2 separate regions of the Homo sapiens genome follow, and region 1 is linked to region 2. Evidence: read pairs that join two places in POLR2A ChIA-PET (ENCODE). Cell type or tissue: PC-3. All regions are shown on one strand. Links, peaks and the distances in the headings refer to the core of each region. The heading gives the core; the rest is flanking DNA.

Region 1 (11,206 bases), core at 1,109-5,108, 180 kb after region 2:
GAAAATGGAGGAAGGGCAGGAGGTGCCAGCATCAACTGGGAGAATGCCAGTTCTCCAGTGCTCCTCCTCCTCTAGCCGATTTCTAGGAGCCTTGTGGTCCAGGGGTTCTTTCAGACTACAGAGGAGGGCAGGTGGGGCTGCCGTGGTCTAGGAGGAGGGCAGGGGCATGCCTTGCAGTGGGTGCTGTGTGTCCTGCGGCTTCCATTTCTGCCCGCTTCTTGGCGGGGCCTGCCTGATAAGGGGAAGGTGATAGGAAACTGATACCCGCCTGTGCTGGGCCCCCTTGAACCATGTGGGGCTTACAGAGCCCCCGGGCCATGGAGCGGTTCTGAGGGACACTGGAGGAGGGGTTCTAGCTTCTCCCCTCAGACTCCACAGAATACCCCAGGTAGGGACTAGATTCTGGCTGGAGTCAAGGCACTCAGACCTCTGCTGGGCAATTTGGCCCAAGCCTCTGTTGCACAGATGGGACACTGAAGGCCAGTGAGGCAACGGGCTTGCCAAGATCACACAGCCCATCAGTGTCAGAGCTGGTGCTGGTTCTCTAAACTGGATGCGCTCTGTGGCTTCTTTGACTGAACAGTTCATCTGGCCCACAGGCCATCCGAAGGGCGTTTGGTGGAGGGTCCTAGTTTGACGCCTGGCTTGAAGAGCGGATCCCTGGCTCTGCTGTGGAGGTCCTGCTGGGACCAGCCATTTCTGATCATGGCTGCCAGAAGGTGGCGCTAGGCACCCAGCTGCCACTTAATTTCCAGAAAAAGAGAATGGCAACCCGGGATCTGGGTGTAATTAGGGCAAGAGGCCAGCTTTGGAGCTCAGCTTCCAATCACCCTCCCGCCCGGGCATGCTTGTGCGTGGGCACCCAGGGGCAGGGGAGGGACTGGAGACCGCACATTGGGTTCCTCTGGTCCCAGACCCTTTGGAAGGTTGCAGTGTGGGCAGTGAATGGGCGCCCAGGTGTGCTCCATTTACTCATCTTGACTAGATGATAACCAGAGATGGAATAAAAGCAGCCAGGATGGGTGGGTGCCTCTCTCCAACAGCAAGACTCAGCCTGGGCCTCAGCTCAGGCCTTTTCACCTGGCTCAGCTCCCCGGCACACCCCCTCGCTTGGCACAGGGCACTTCGTCCCCTGCTGGGGAAGGGCCAGAGAGCTCAGGATGCCCCTGAGAGAGGCTGTCTCATTCCTGGGAACTTCCCCTCCTCCCTTCACCTTTCCTGCGCTCTCTCCATCTCTCCTTCCTGTCCTCTCCCCTCGCTCATCTCTCCTGCCCCTTCTTATCTCTTTCCTCACGCTCACCTCGTCCCAGTTCCTCCAGGGACCCTGCAGGTCTAGCCCCCACCCCCAGCACCTCATCTGCAGAGGCAAACAGGGACCAATACCAGTGAGTTTCTAGGATGTGGTTTCCATGGTGACGGTACATCTCCTGCCTCCTTGGTGCTCAGCCCTGGGCGGGTTGCCGTGGATACTCTCACCTCACTGAGGAGTGATTTGTGGGACTGTTTTTCTTCTTTACTTCTTCTTCTTCTCTCCAGAAATTCCGCTAGCCCAGACAGCGTTTTCCCCACTCACGGCGAACCTGAAGCCTTCTCCAAAGGGCTTCACACCCAGGGCCACTGAGGCCTGGAAAGCATTTTATTTATACGAGGTATTCCTGGTAACCTTCTCCGCCTTTCATAGGGTGCGTGAGTGGTCACCACAGAGAAACAGGCCAAAGCTGACCCGGTGCCCACCTTTTCTGCCCACAGTGTCCTTCCAGGCCCCTGACTTGTTCCATGCCGCCAATGCACGCCAACCCTCAGAGCTTCTGCTCGGCGGCCATTTTCCTTAAGGGTCTTTGGAGAAAGAGTGAGAGTGAGAGGGTGAGGTGGGAATAACGAGCAAAGTGAATCCAGGCAAAAGAGGTAGGTTAGAAGAGGGAGAAGTACCGGAAAGGGAGGAATGAGAGGTGGGCAGACTGGGGGAGCTCGAAGGGAGAGGGAGAGGTGGAGGGTGAAAGTTGGTCACCAGAGAAAGCCAACCCATGAGTCCGCAGCAGGAGTCCTCTGGTGTTAATGCCCTTTATAAATCACTCCGCAGCCCCAAACCCAAAACAGGCCTCTTCTTTCTCTGCAAAGTAGAAAATGTGTTCGTCGACATAAAAACATGTTAAGTACATTGTGGCCCTCGTTCCCCCCAAGTTGAAAGCCATTACAATAATTAATTAAGGCAGGAGATTAATTAAAGAGTCGTTTCCCCCCATTCTCCCTGAGTAGATCAATCAGGAGGCGGGAGAACATGTGCTACTCGGCAGACAGAGAAGGGGGGCTGGAGGGGAGGCCGAGGGGCAGCAAGGCAGTTACAGACACAGCTAGAGACAAAGGACTTCCGTGCTGGGGGCTGGGGGCTGGGGGCTGGGGCTGAGAGGAGCTGGCAAGGAGGCCCCCAGGAGGGAGAGCTTGCTCTGCTTCCAAGGACCTGTGATCTGGCTTCCCTTCTTGGTGTTCACAGCGTGAGGGTCGCTGTCACCATGGAAACAGGCCTGGGGACAGGAGGAATATCAGCTCTCTGCTCCTGGACTCCTGGATTCCCCTCTGGGAGTGAGAGTTCCCAGTGAGCAGAGTTGAGGCCCCAGGAGGCCTTTCTGTGGAGTGGCATGAGGGTTGGTGGCCTCCCCACTCCCGTGCCAGGCCCAAAACCAACTCCACACGAGCATTGTCAGGCTGATGACAAGCCTGAAAGTTCTGTTCCTCACATGTGCCACACTGCAGACAGGACAGACTGGTATGAGCTCAGGCTGAGAATCATGAGTCTTTTAGGTAACTTTTCTCATTTTGCTAAATTTTGAGTTCTTAATGATTGCTTTCTCCCTTTCACTCTCCCTCTCTTTCACTCTCTTTCTTCCTCTTTCTTATGCCTTTGGCCAATCTATTTTCCAGCTGAATTTCATATTTCTAAGAAATGTTTATATCATGTAGTGTGTTTCATGTGTGCATAGTGGGTTTAACCCATTCCACCCTGTGTCTCCGTCTTGCTTACTTTTGAGCCTTCCAGAACTTCCCGATTGATTTGTTCAGAAGCACTGCTCTTATGTTTCTCTATTTTGTATGATATTTTTCATATTTCTAATAAACATTATAAAGGGATGGTGTTCCATAGATGATTCCCCATGATATCCCTGGTATCGTTTCCTCCTTTCTGTTGTTTTATTTTAGGTTTTTGTATCTTTGTGCGTGCGTGGACTTAGCAGGCAGTTAGCTTTTCCTGTTGAGAGGAGATGGCTCAGCAGAGGCGGGTGATGAGGGAGCAGCTCATCCAGCACCTACTCTGCCACTTACAAAGTGTAACTCAGAATCATGAAGCGGCGCACCTTTTACTCACCCTGTCATTATGGATGGGGGCTTAATAGGCACTAGGTTTTGGAAACCCATGGTGGACAAGACAGATGTGGTCCCTGCCTTCTGGGGAACAACAGTCTGGTGGGAGAGACAGACATCAAACAATAAATACACAAGGATATAGCTACAAATTGTGAAAAATACCACGCAGGCAAAACCTAGGTTCTTTGATAGAGAACAGCATATGCCTACTTTAGGCTAGGGGTCAGGAGGAGGTGACATTTACACTGCAGCAGAAGCCAGCCAGACAAAGTGTGCAGTGAAGAGTGATGGTCCCCAGCAGGGGTGGAGCCGTCGGAAGCTGATGAAGCTTCAGCCTGGGGGCCCTTCGGTGCACTGGAGCCTCACAAGGCTCTGGGGGTGGCCCTAGCAATAATGGGTCCACATGGTCACATGTTTTTGTAAAAATTGTATAAAGTACTTTAACTGAAATCAGTTAAGAGCACTGACAAGTGGCCAGGTAGGGAACCACTGGGACCTGGCTAAGGGAATGCTGAGTTGGGGAGTCTATTTGGGTTTAGGGAGATGTATTTACATGCTCGTGGCACTGCCATGTATGGTCAAGGTCAAGGTCAAGGCCATCGTGGGGTGGGAATGGCTTCCAGGCACATTCTTCCTGCCTATTGTGCTAGGCAAGAAGGTGCAGTGTTTGGGGTTGACCTGAGCAGGCCCTTTTGCTGGTGGGGAGTGTGGCAGGTGGGGCATGGAGGAGCATGTGGCTGGGAAGGTGCAGAGGCAGATTCAGGGTCTGGAATATTGTTTTGAATTTCGCGAAGTTTGTGGAATTTCTCAGCTCCTTAAATCTTGTTATTTGTTTGGACTTCTCTCATTCTAAACAAGTTTTCACTTTTATGCCTAATTTTGCTTTTGAGTTTCTGAATTTCTTTTTTGTTTTTTTTTTTCTTTTCCAGAGACAGGCCTCTCTCTGTTGCCCAGACTGGAGTGCAGTGGTGTGATCTCAGCTCACTGCAGCCTCGACATCCTGGGCTCAAGTGATCCTCCTACCTCAGCCTCTTGAGTAGCTGGGACCACAGGTATATGCCACCACACCCAGCTAATTTTTGTATTTTTTGTAGGGATGGCATTTTGCCATGTTGCCCAGGCTGGTCTTGAACTCCTGAGCTCAAGTAGCCCACCTGTCTTGGCTTCCCAAAGTGCTGGGATTACAGGTGTGAGCCACCGTGCTGGGCCCTGCATTTCCTTTTTATGGAACCTGGGCCCTCCACCCTTCAGCAGGGATCTGGGCTCTGCCCCTGTCTGCTGAGCCTGTCTTCTCCTCTGTGGCTGAATGGTGCTCAAGGGGACGTCCTCGGGGTGGGATTGGCTGAGGCCCCACCCTGGAGGCTTCTGGGGCTGCTTCCAGGTGTCACCATTTCCCTCACCTAGGAGAGGTGGGGCCAGGAGGCAGACAGAACAGGCCCTAGGCCCAGGACCAGGGCCAGCTGTTTCTCCTTGGACACCCGGCGCACCCTGTGCTTAGAGCTTTTCAGAACTAGCATTTTCAACCCTCTCTTCTCTTCCTCTACCCCCGGCCCTCAGGCTGCAGTGCCTTGAATAATCCCATTTAAGAATCATTTGGGGTTAAGGCATCACCTTCTCCAGTTGTTTTCTTTTTCTTTTTCTGTTTTCTTTTGAGATGGATTCTTGCTCTGTTGCCCAGGCTGGAGAGCAGTGGCACTATCTCAGCTCACTGCAACCTCCACCTCCCAGGTTCAAGCGATTCTCCTGCCTCAGCCTCCCGAGTAGCTGGGACTACAGGTGCGCACCACCATGCTCAGCTAATTTTTGTATTTTTAGTAGAGACGGGGTTTCACCATGTTGGCCAGGATGGTCTCGATCTTTTGACCTCATGATCTGCCCGCCTTGGCCTCCCAAAGTGCTGGGATTACAGGCGTGAGCCACCATGCCCGGCGAGGTTTTCTTTTTTAAAATAGCCAGTGCTATCACTCAGTGTTTACATATTAAAATATGTAGGTGATATATCCAGTGGACAGAGCAAGATAAAAATACACACATAATTTTTATCCACAATACATAAAATTATCCCAAAGGAATGTGCATACACTGAGAAGGATGGGTGGGAATCCACAGTAGCATAGAAAGGCCTTGTGGGTTGCTTGTGTTTTATGAGTATGTGTGTGTTTGTGTGTGTGTTTGTGTGTGTGTTGAGGGGAGCAGTCTATGGGGATAAATGCAAAGTAGCCTAAAGAATTTTCCAAAGAAAAATGAAAGCCCCAACAGGCCTGGCTGTGGTGGCTTCTGAAGGGGGACCCAGGCCTGCTTGGATGAGGGGCTCAGCAGGAAGCCTGACCCCACCAGGTGCCTTCAGCTGGCTCCCCTCGGGCCAAAGCCCCGACACACCACCACCCCACAGGACAAAGCCTGGAACTGAAACTGGTTTTGAAAAGTGGGATTTGTACACAGCCCCAGGGAATGCAGCCCATGCCCTTCACTCTCATTGGCTGTTGCCCAGTGCCGTGCTTTCCTGTGGGCGAGGACAGGGTTGAGGGGGAGATGTCCCTCTGAGGTTCTTGAAGTTCTGCCTGACTGCCCCCACTGCCCTCCAATGACTCCCCTCCAGCCTGAGTTTCCTCCCCAGCCACGGTAGGAGCCCTGGAGCCCCAGAGATGCTCATCAAAAGCGTGTGCAGTGTACCCCTTTGAATCCCCCTCGCCTTCTTGTTCAGAAGCCCCATGAGTAAAGCAGACAGAAGCTGAGCTGCTGCATCTTAGACAAGTCTTTGAGGGGTGAGGGTGGCTCAGTGGCAGTGGGTGTCTGAGTGTCACCCCTCTGCCCCACCCTCCACTCAAAGTCAGGAACATGGACCTTACTCCTGTTCACTTTGCCCTGAACCCTGCCTGGAGTGCAAAATGCTTCCCTCTCCTTCCACATCTCCCTGCGGCTCTTGCCCTTGGCAATGCCTAGAAAGTGCAGAGGAGTGAGGCCACCTGCCGGACATCCTGCAGCTTTCTCCTCAAATTCCAGCTGCCTGGCTCCTAGGATACCAGTGCTAGCTTGCGGCCCCTTCCTTGGGGCTATGACTGCCTTGTCCCTCCTTGTTTACACTTTTCAAGCGGCAAGACAAAGATTGGTTGAAGAGTAAGTGGTGTCTACAGCTGCCTTGAAGAAGAGCAGGAGTGTGTCTTGGGGCTGCATGCTACTCAATTCCTAACAATTTCTTATGTTCTGGCCCTATTTCTACTGGCCAGCCCTGGGGGGTGGGGGTGCAGTGGGGAGGGTAGGTTGAGGAATAGGAGCAAGGGGTTACACAGCTGGTCTGTGCAGGGAGGTCTGGGGGGTAGCCCACTACAGTCTCCAGGTCCCCTTGGGCATGTGACTGAGCACTTCCTTGGTTGATGGACTGGCTGAGGCCTAGGAGCCAGTCTCGGGTCCTTTCTTCCCTCATGGCCCTAGGACAGGCCTGATGAGGCTGGTGGGGTAGGGGCGAAGCTGTGGGTCTTCGGCCACTATTGGAACCCTGTGGACTAGATAAAGAATGTAGCAAAGGAGACAGTGACATTTGGCCAGCCAGCCCGTCCCCCATCTGGAGACCCCCCATCTGGAGAGTATGTGATGAGCTCACGTCCCCTGGGGTTTCTTCCACGGTGGGAAGAACTCTTTGATCCTTGCCTGAGGCTGTTTTTAGTCCCAGAGTCCAAGCTTGTGATGTGCCCAACGCTGGGTTTCCTGGGGCTGCCCCAATGTCTCTGCTGCATGGATGCCGTGATTGGGCTTGGGAGTAACCACATTTATGTCATCCGCCACCCCGGGGGGATGTGGGCATCTGGAGGAAGCTGCAAACCTCCGTCCCACCTCTGCCGGGAGCAGGAAGCACAGGCAGTGAGGCACCTACAAACCCGCTTCCTGGAGTCATACTTCATTTCCCAAATTAAGAAATCACGCAAGGAAAAGAATAAGCATCCATGTTTTAAAACAAACAGGAAGTTGTTATGGCCACTTTGGGCAGAGGGACGTCTATGTCATGGGAGTCCTGCATGGGCAGCTTTGTCTGGGTTTTGCCATTGAACAAGCATTGGCCGAATGCCTGTCAAGTACGAGGCCTGAGAAAAGTCCTGAGACTGGGGCATATAGAGGTCAATAAGTGGTGGTTCTTGCTGTCACCATGTTCATAGTCTAATGTGCGTGTGACAACAGTGCAGGGAAAGCAGGAAACAGGGCTCCTGGGGGCTCAGAGTCAGGGTGAGCAGCCTGCACCCTGGGGACTGGGGAAGGTACACTGGGCTTTTCTGGCTGCCACGACCTGCTCCTCTGCTTTCGTCCCAGGGCCCTGTTATTCCCTGAGGATCCACCTGTCCTGCACAAAGCCCTTATGCTGCGGACGCAGCGAACTCTGCTCCAGCTTCTGGTAGAAATGGATCCCGCTGGGTTCACACCAGCCAGCATATTCCATTCTTGGCCTCGGCCACTGGCTCCTGGGTGGACATGTGGTTCAATCAGAGTGAATCTCGGGACATCTGCTTTGCCTGCTGAGAGGTTCTCTCTCTCTTGTCTCTTGTCTCTGTCTCTGATGTGAGAGATGAGCATGTAGTCAAGGGAGATTCTAAAAGTCACCTTGAGATCACACAGGAAGTCAGCCTTATGATAAAGATAAAGCCATGAGAAGCAGAGGTGAAACAATGAAACTAGGTCCTTGGTGACATTTTTGAGCCCCTGGGTCAAGCTGATTAGCAGCGGCGGGCTGCTCGGAGCGGCTGCTGCCATTGCACTGGCTGCAGCAGTGGGGTGCAGGCGGTGGCCACAAGAGCAGATGTGGGAGTGGCAGTGGTGGCAGTGGGATCCCTGTGCCCTGCATCCCCTGTGCCCCCCATACCCGAGGCAGCTGACTGCACCTTTCTCACAGTTGTGTGGCTGAGTGGGACCCACTGCCAGGCCTGGAGCCTCCGCCGCTCTGGACTCTGCCTCTACATTGCCACTGTCGCCCACTTCTGCTGCAGGGAGGAGGCAGACAGTCCCTGGAGCCTGCCCCTGGGAGCCTCCCAGAGTCCGCTGCCCTGGGGGCCACTGCAATGGGGCCGGGCAGAGTCACCTGATGGTGGGGGAGCAGCACAGTTAGAGGCAGAGGGGCCAGCAGAGAGGGGCCCTGAGGCAGACCTGGGCCCAGGGTAGAGCTGGCAGGAGCCGGGCGTGGCTGCAGCTGCCCAAGTTGTTGCTGTGGACCTGGCCTCCCCATGCTTTTGGGGGCCAGGAGCAGGCAAGAGTCCTGCCCTCCTGGGCACAGCTGCAGTCGCCCAGCTGTGACTGTGGACCCAGGCATCTCTGCAGTCTCTGGTGCCTAGGAAGGCCCCCCCTTATCCCTGCAGGCTTGAAGGTGTCTGCTTCCACTGCCTGGCCTCTCCCCACTACCAGCACCCACTCCGATCTCAGAGTAAGGATGGGACCAAGCCCGGCGCTGTCACAGCCCAGCTGGGTGTGCACACACTCAGGGTAGTGCTGACGTGCCAGCCCCCTGCCTCCTCAGCCCTCTCTGGACTTTGGGCACTGACAAGCACAAGAAAGAGGCTGAGAGGGTGTGAGGACAGCTCAGCACTGGCCTGCAGGCACCCCTTGGTATGAATGGCCTGGGTGCCCTCAGCAGGGGCAGGAGGCAGACAGGCTCCTGGGCAAAAGAGGGTGGGTCCCCGATGAAGACACACCTTCAAGCTGGGGAGGTCCTGAAGCCGGGGGGCTGGGCCACCAGTCCTGTGAACCAGAGGGGCAAACTTGTGGTGCTTTTCCTTGGGCCTGCCCATGGCTGCGCATGGATCTATCAGCACACATTTCCTCCCTTCTCAAGCCCATAAAAACCCCAGACTCAGCGAGACTCAACTAGAAGATGGAGAGAGGATGGGACAATCAGCTGCAGAGAGGAGCTATCCTCTCTGCTGAGAGCTGAAGAGACGTTGGGACAACCAGCATTACAGCTGTAGAGAGAAGCTACCCTCTCTGCTGAGAGCTGAACACTTGTATGGACACCCTGGCTACAGAGGGGAGTTGCTCACTGTGGGTCTCCTCTGAGCTGTTCCATTGCTCAGTAAAGCTCCTCTTCATCTTGCTCACCCTCCACGTGTCTGTGTACCTCATTCTTCCTGGACACAGGGCAAGAACTGAGGACTTCCCAAATGGCAAGGCTAAAAGACCTGTAACACAAACAGGGCTGAAACATGCCCCTTGCTCTCCAAGTTGTGGGTGAAGAGAAGAAGAGAACAGCTGCAGCCCTTTGGGGACCCCAAACCTGGGAGCTCCCTGAGCCAGGGCTGTGACTCCCTCTTTGGGGCCCTGCGGTTCCTGGCATCTCCAAGCTTCTAGGCACCACCACATTCTGCAGTGTCAGCTGGGGAAGCGGCTTGTGGTACACCTGGTCCAGCCACAGCCTCCCAGAGAGCCGGCACCTGTGCCTGCTGGCACCTGGAGCTGCCCACCCCACAGCGGCAGCTCGTGTGTCTGACTGTGCACAGTGGCTGGACCCCACACTTGCTTACATACCCCTCACTACTCCACACCTGACTCGCAGTCTCCCTGGGAGGTGTGGGATCCAGGCTGGTAGTGTAAACTGAGTGCAGACTGCCAGGCTGAGTGGGCAGAACAAGCCCAGTGGGCCTGAGCAAAACTGGGGCAAAGGCACCACCAGCCACAGAAGTTTTCAGCCAGAAAAGCAACACCCCAAGGATCCTGTAACAAAACCAGTCCTGACATTCACTTTACCTCTGAATTTCCCTGCTTATGTGAACAATACATTCCTTTTTTTATTTAAACCACTCTGAGATAGCTTTTGTTGTTGCTGCTGCTGTTGTTTTGAACACAGACACCTAAATGAAGTGGGCTCCTGCTCCATGACCAAGCTGGCACTTGAGATGGATCTTGAAGCATGTGCTCTAGAATGCTCCAAAGCATTCTTTTCTGCAGCCCTCTGATTTAAGCCCTCATCCAATACATCTTCGCTGAGCAGTGACTGTATGCCCTGTTCTCAGCAGAATGCTGGGATACACAGATCAATGAGATGTTGTCCTATGGTCCCTACTGGAGAAGCTCATGCCTTACAGGGGATCCAGATGGGTATGCCTGTCACTGCTACAGGGACGCATGGAAGGCTTGGTGGCCCAGAGAGGAGGGGGTGCCCCCTCTGCGGGGGAGTCAGTGAGGATGGCCTGGGCCATATTGACTCCCCTCCCCAGGCTTTCCTCCAAGAGCTGTCCCTCCCCCACTGCCAGCTCTCACTCAGTGGAACCAGGCCTGGGCAATCAGAGCATTCCTTCTGTCTGGCACAGGGACTGACTCCAGGATTGCCCCGACCCCAAGCCAGACGAATGAAAGTGTCATCTGGGCCTTGGCTGGAGTCTTGGGGTTGGTGGGATGATAGGATGTTCGTAGCTGCTGGGGTCATCTTAGGGCTTCCTCCCAACCAGAGGAACTCAGGTCTTTGTGTGGTGGCTCTGAAAGAAACAAAAAAAATTGCTGCTGGAGGTTGTGATGTGCCCGTCTACATGAGTCCCAGAACTGCTGAATCTGGGAGCAAGAAGGGACCTCCAACTCTTCGGGTCTGGCCCACTCATGTTACTGGCGAGAAAGCAGAGGTCCAGATGGGCTGGGTGGCATGCACAATTCCTCCTGGAAGGAGGGCAGAGCTGGGAAAGAATGCCAGTGCCCGCCTGCCCTGCCCCCCACCCACCATGCCCAGCACCTGTTCTTGTCCCTTCCAGCATCTCGGCATGAAGCTGTCCTCCTCTCTGAGGAGAGGTCGGCCTTTCTGGGCCTGCTGGAACTGTGGTGAAGGCTGCGCAGAGCCCAGTGTGCCAGGCCCTGACCCTGCTGATCACTTTCCACAGATGGC
Region 2 (4,000 bases), core at 1-4,000:
TCTTTGCTGGGTCGCATCAGCGCCAGCCCTCTGGGAGCCCGTTCCTGACCTTTACCTCCTTTCCCGGCTGCCACTTTCTGCACAGGGTTTCATGGTCATGTTGGCTTGTCGCATGCATCTTCTCTTGTCCTGATTTTCTTAAAGCAGAGGAGAAAAGGATTTAAGGTGACAAGAGACCCTCCTTCTCCCTTCCCCCAGGCCTCTTCCCCATGCAGTGAGGGGCATGTTCTAAAGCCCTCGGCACCCTGTTTCCTAATAGGTGCACTTGGATGTGTAATAGGTAGGTTCCCATTACAGCCTGTATTTAGCTCCAAGTAGCAGTTAGTGAAACATCTGGTTTGGGCATTAATTCCAGGCCAGAACAGGCCACCAGACCCAGGCCTCTGGTGAGCTGACCCTTGCCTGGGGCCACTGAGACTTTCCTGATGGCACTGAATCTGGTCTGAAGCTTTAGGCAAAGGAAGACGCAAACCTGTAGTAAACAAACCTCTTCCTTTAGCCAGGTGTGGTGGCATGTGCCTGCAGTCCCAGCTACTTGGGAGGCTGAGGCAGGAGGATCGCTTGAGCCCAAGAGGTTGAGGCTGCAGTGAGCTATGATCACACCACTGTAGTCCAGCCTGGGCAATAGGGTGAGACCTTGTCTCCTCTAAACAAAACAAAACAAAACAACACACACACACACACACACACACACACACACACACACCTCTTCTTGGAAAACAGAACTTGGTTGCTGTAGAAAAGGTGAAAGAATGTTCTTGGATATAGTTATAGCCACAACACCATTATCATGCCTAAGAAAATACTAAGTTTATGCAAAAACATATCTAATTGTCCCTAAAACATCTCTCATAGTGTCTTTAAAAAAATCAGGACCCAGCATCACAGTTTATACATTGCGTTGGGTTTCTTTTTCATAAAAAATGTCCCAGTGCATCTGAAACTTGAGGGGTGACCTCTGAGGCCCTGAATGTTATAGCATCTGGGGTCCTGATGGGGACTGTCGTGTGTTACTTGCCTACGTTGTACCTGATCCAAGACCTACCGGGGCCAGCTGGTTCCTTTTGTTGTTTAAGGGAAATTCAGAAAGCCAATTAGGAAAGGCTTGCCTGGAAAACTGTCCCCACCCATGAGACTCCAGCCCCCGCCCCCCTCCCCCACGTTCTCATTAGGAGAGCTGATCGGTGTCTGGAAGCCAGACCCAAGACTCCCTGAGTCCCCACCCTTAATCACCAGGTGCACACACTGGGCCCTGTGTCAGGCACTGGGGAAAGATGCTCTAAAGAACTGAAAGACCCCCAGCTGGCTGCCCACAGCCTGCCTGGGGAGACCCGGTGTGCCCTGGTGTGGCCGGGTCATGGCTCTTGGCAAGTCAGTGCACTGATGTGTAGGGCAGTGGCTCTTTGTTCCTTGGTTCTGATGCTTGGGGTAGGCTGGGGTAGGGCCGAGAGAGCTCCCTTCTCTCATACCAGATGGGGAGCATTATCAGGTGGCTGGAGTATCCCCTAATCAATACTTTCTGTATCAAGCTGCGATAGAGGAAATGGACTTTTTTTTTTTTTTGAAAAAGTTAAACGCACAGAAAAATGGAAGGAGGAATTCAAAGAACATCTGCCTGCTTCTGAGTTATCAGTTGTGAACATCTTGTCTTAAGAGCTCTCTCTAAATACACCACTTCTTTTTTTGCCAACCCAGCTACAAGGAGGCTGCAGTCGTTGTGACCCCACTCCTCTAAATACCCCAGCATTCGCCTTCCCAGAAAGGGCATTCTTCCTCACACCACTGCTGTCCATCTGATTAAAAAAAAAAAATCACCATGAAATCAAACTTTTCAGTCCTATATACAGGCCACATTTCTTATGACATTCCTGTGTTGTAAGAAATATGTTTGTTCTTTGTCCCCAGTTCCTGGCACAGAGCTCTTAAAACCCTTGGAATTTCCTGATAGGAATGCTTTTTGTTATTAATAATGAGCCCGTTTAGTCACACCTGAGTTTACGCTGATGCGATGACTTAGGGTAAGGCCCTAGACGGCCTTAGGATGGGGCGAATCACCAGAAACACCAAATAATTAGAGGGCTGGACAGAAAGGGTGAGGGTGGGGGTGGGGGTTGGGGCTTGGAGATTGAGCTCTATGTAAAACTTTTTTTTTTTTTCCAGCTCTCAACCAGTAGAAGAGAAAAACTCTTGAACAATGAGATTTGATGAGCTTCTGGGTTTGGGAACTCACTGAGGTGTTAAGGGGTGAGCGTGGGCTCAGAGAGGGCCTGGGAGCTCCCTCCCCACCTTGCCCAGTGCATCTCCTCCCTCTGGCTGTTCCTGAGTTGTATTCTTTGTAATACACTGGTTAATATAAGTAACCCTGAGTTCTGTGAGCCATTCGCGCAAATTATCAAACTTGGAGAAGGGGTTGTGGGAACCCCTGACTTATAGCCAGACTTTGAGTCCTGGACTTGTGATTGGCATCTGAAGGTCAGGCAATCTTGTAGGCTCTTTTGAGACAGAGTCTTACTCTGTCACCCAGGTTGGCCGGAGTGCAGTGGCTTGATCTTGGCTCACTGCAACCTCTACCTCCCAGGCTCAAGCAAACCTCCACCTCCCAGGCTCAAGAAATCCTCCCACCTTAGCCTCCCACGTATTAGGTTGGTGCAAAAGTAATTGCAGTTTTTGCCATTACTTTTAATAATAATATTTTTTTAAATAGCTGGGACAACAGGTGGACACCACCACGTCCAGCTAATTTTTGCATTTTTTTGTAGAGATGAGATTTTGCCATGTTGCCTAGGCTGGTCTCAAACTCCTGGGCTCAAGCAATCTGTCCACTTTGGCCTCCCAGAGTGCTAGGATTACAAGCATAAGCCACCATGCCCAGCCTAATCTCGTGGGCTTGAGCACATTAACCTGTGGGATCTGATGCTAACTCCAGGTAAATGTGTCAGAGTTGAATTAAATTGTACGACACCCAGCTGGTCTCTCAAGAGAATCAAAGAACTGTCTGATGGTATTGGAAAGCACCTCATTCCCCAAATGTTCTTTGTGGTGATATTTTACCCAATTCAGGATCCACCCAAGGTTTGTACATTACTTCTGGCTCTATGTCTCTTTAATCTCCCCCAGGCTAGACTATCCTTACTTCTTTTGAGTCCTTTGAAGCCTCCAGGCCACTTGATCTGTAGGATGTCTGAGTTGCTTCATAGCTTCACAGCTTCCTCATGATTAGGTTCAGGCCACACATTTCCTGCAGGAGCATTTCACAGGGTGTGCAGCGGGAGGTATGGAATATCACATTAGGGGGTGTGTGCTATCTGGCCACACCATGGTTGGCCAGGCTGAACTTGACCAGTCCTCTCCATTGCAAAGGCACCTTTCCCCATGATGATGAACACATAGGCTGATGTGAAACACCCTGGTGAAAGAACTTTTAAAAGTTAATCTGAATGTGAGACTCCCCTGCTTAAATTATTTCAATTATTTCCCTATTCCAGCCTCAAAATACACTGCCTGCTTCTAGACACCTTCACATGCCCACTGTGGTCCAGGCCACTGTCACCTCACATTGGTCACCACAGTAGCTCCCTGACCAGCCCCTCCCACCTGCATCTCCCAGTCTCTTGGCATAGCAGTCCAAGCAACTCTTTTAAAGATCACAGCCAGGCATGGTGGCAAGTGCTACTTGGGAGGCTAAGGCAGGAGGATTGCTCAAGCCCAGGAGTCCGAGACCAGCCTGGGCAACATAGCAAGACCCCATCTCAATTATTTAAAATAAAAAAAGATCACAGTTGGAACAGAGCACTTCTCTGCAAACTTTCAGTGCCTCCCATCCACTCAGAGCAAAAGTCAAGTCTTCTCAGTGGCCTCAGAGTCCCCTCCTGATCAGCCCACTGCCTCATCTCCTACATGCTCCCTCTCCAGCAGCCCCGTCCCCCTTGCTGTTTCTTGAAAACACAGGCACATCCCAAGGCCATGGTGCCTGCTTGGATGCTTATTCATGTATCCGTGT

The links. Peaks named below come from ENCODE experiments on the same cell type or tissue, not always from the same donor. Only the 100,000 strongest peaks of a DNase experiment are listed, where the experiment ranks them.
Region 1: POLR2A ChIA-PET joins it to region 2 with 7 read pairs; 4 of 35 experiments call an interaction of 5 or more read pairs at or near these places.

Annotation. Positions count from the first base shown.
Region 1 is chr10:69,644,016-69,655,221 of GRCh38, forward strand. No RefSeq gene overlaps it. Among named protein-coding and RNA genes, the nearest start is that of FAM241B, 19 kb to the left of the region's middle. RefSeq lists an enhancer at 8,500-9,181. In PC-3, for the core only: no CTCF peak of the experiment used is centred there; no DNase peak of the experiment used is centred there.
Region 2 is chr10:69,466,970-69,470,969 of GRCh38, forward strand. All of the region lies in intron 1 of TSPAN15 (tetraspanin 15), which reads left to right. Among named protein-coding and RNA genes, the nearest start is that of TSPAN15, 18 kb to the left of the region's middle. In PC-3, for the core only: no CTCF peak of the experiment used is centred there; a DNase peak (open chromatin) is centred at 1,942; H3K4me3 peaks cover 384 bases; H3K27ac peaks cover 1,199 bases.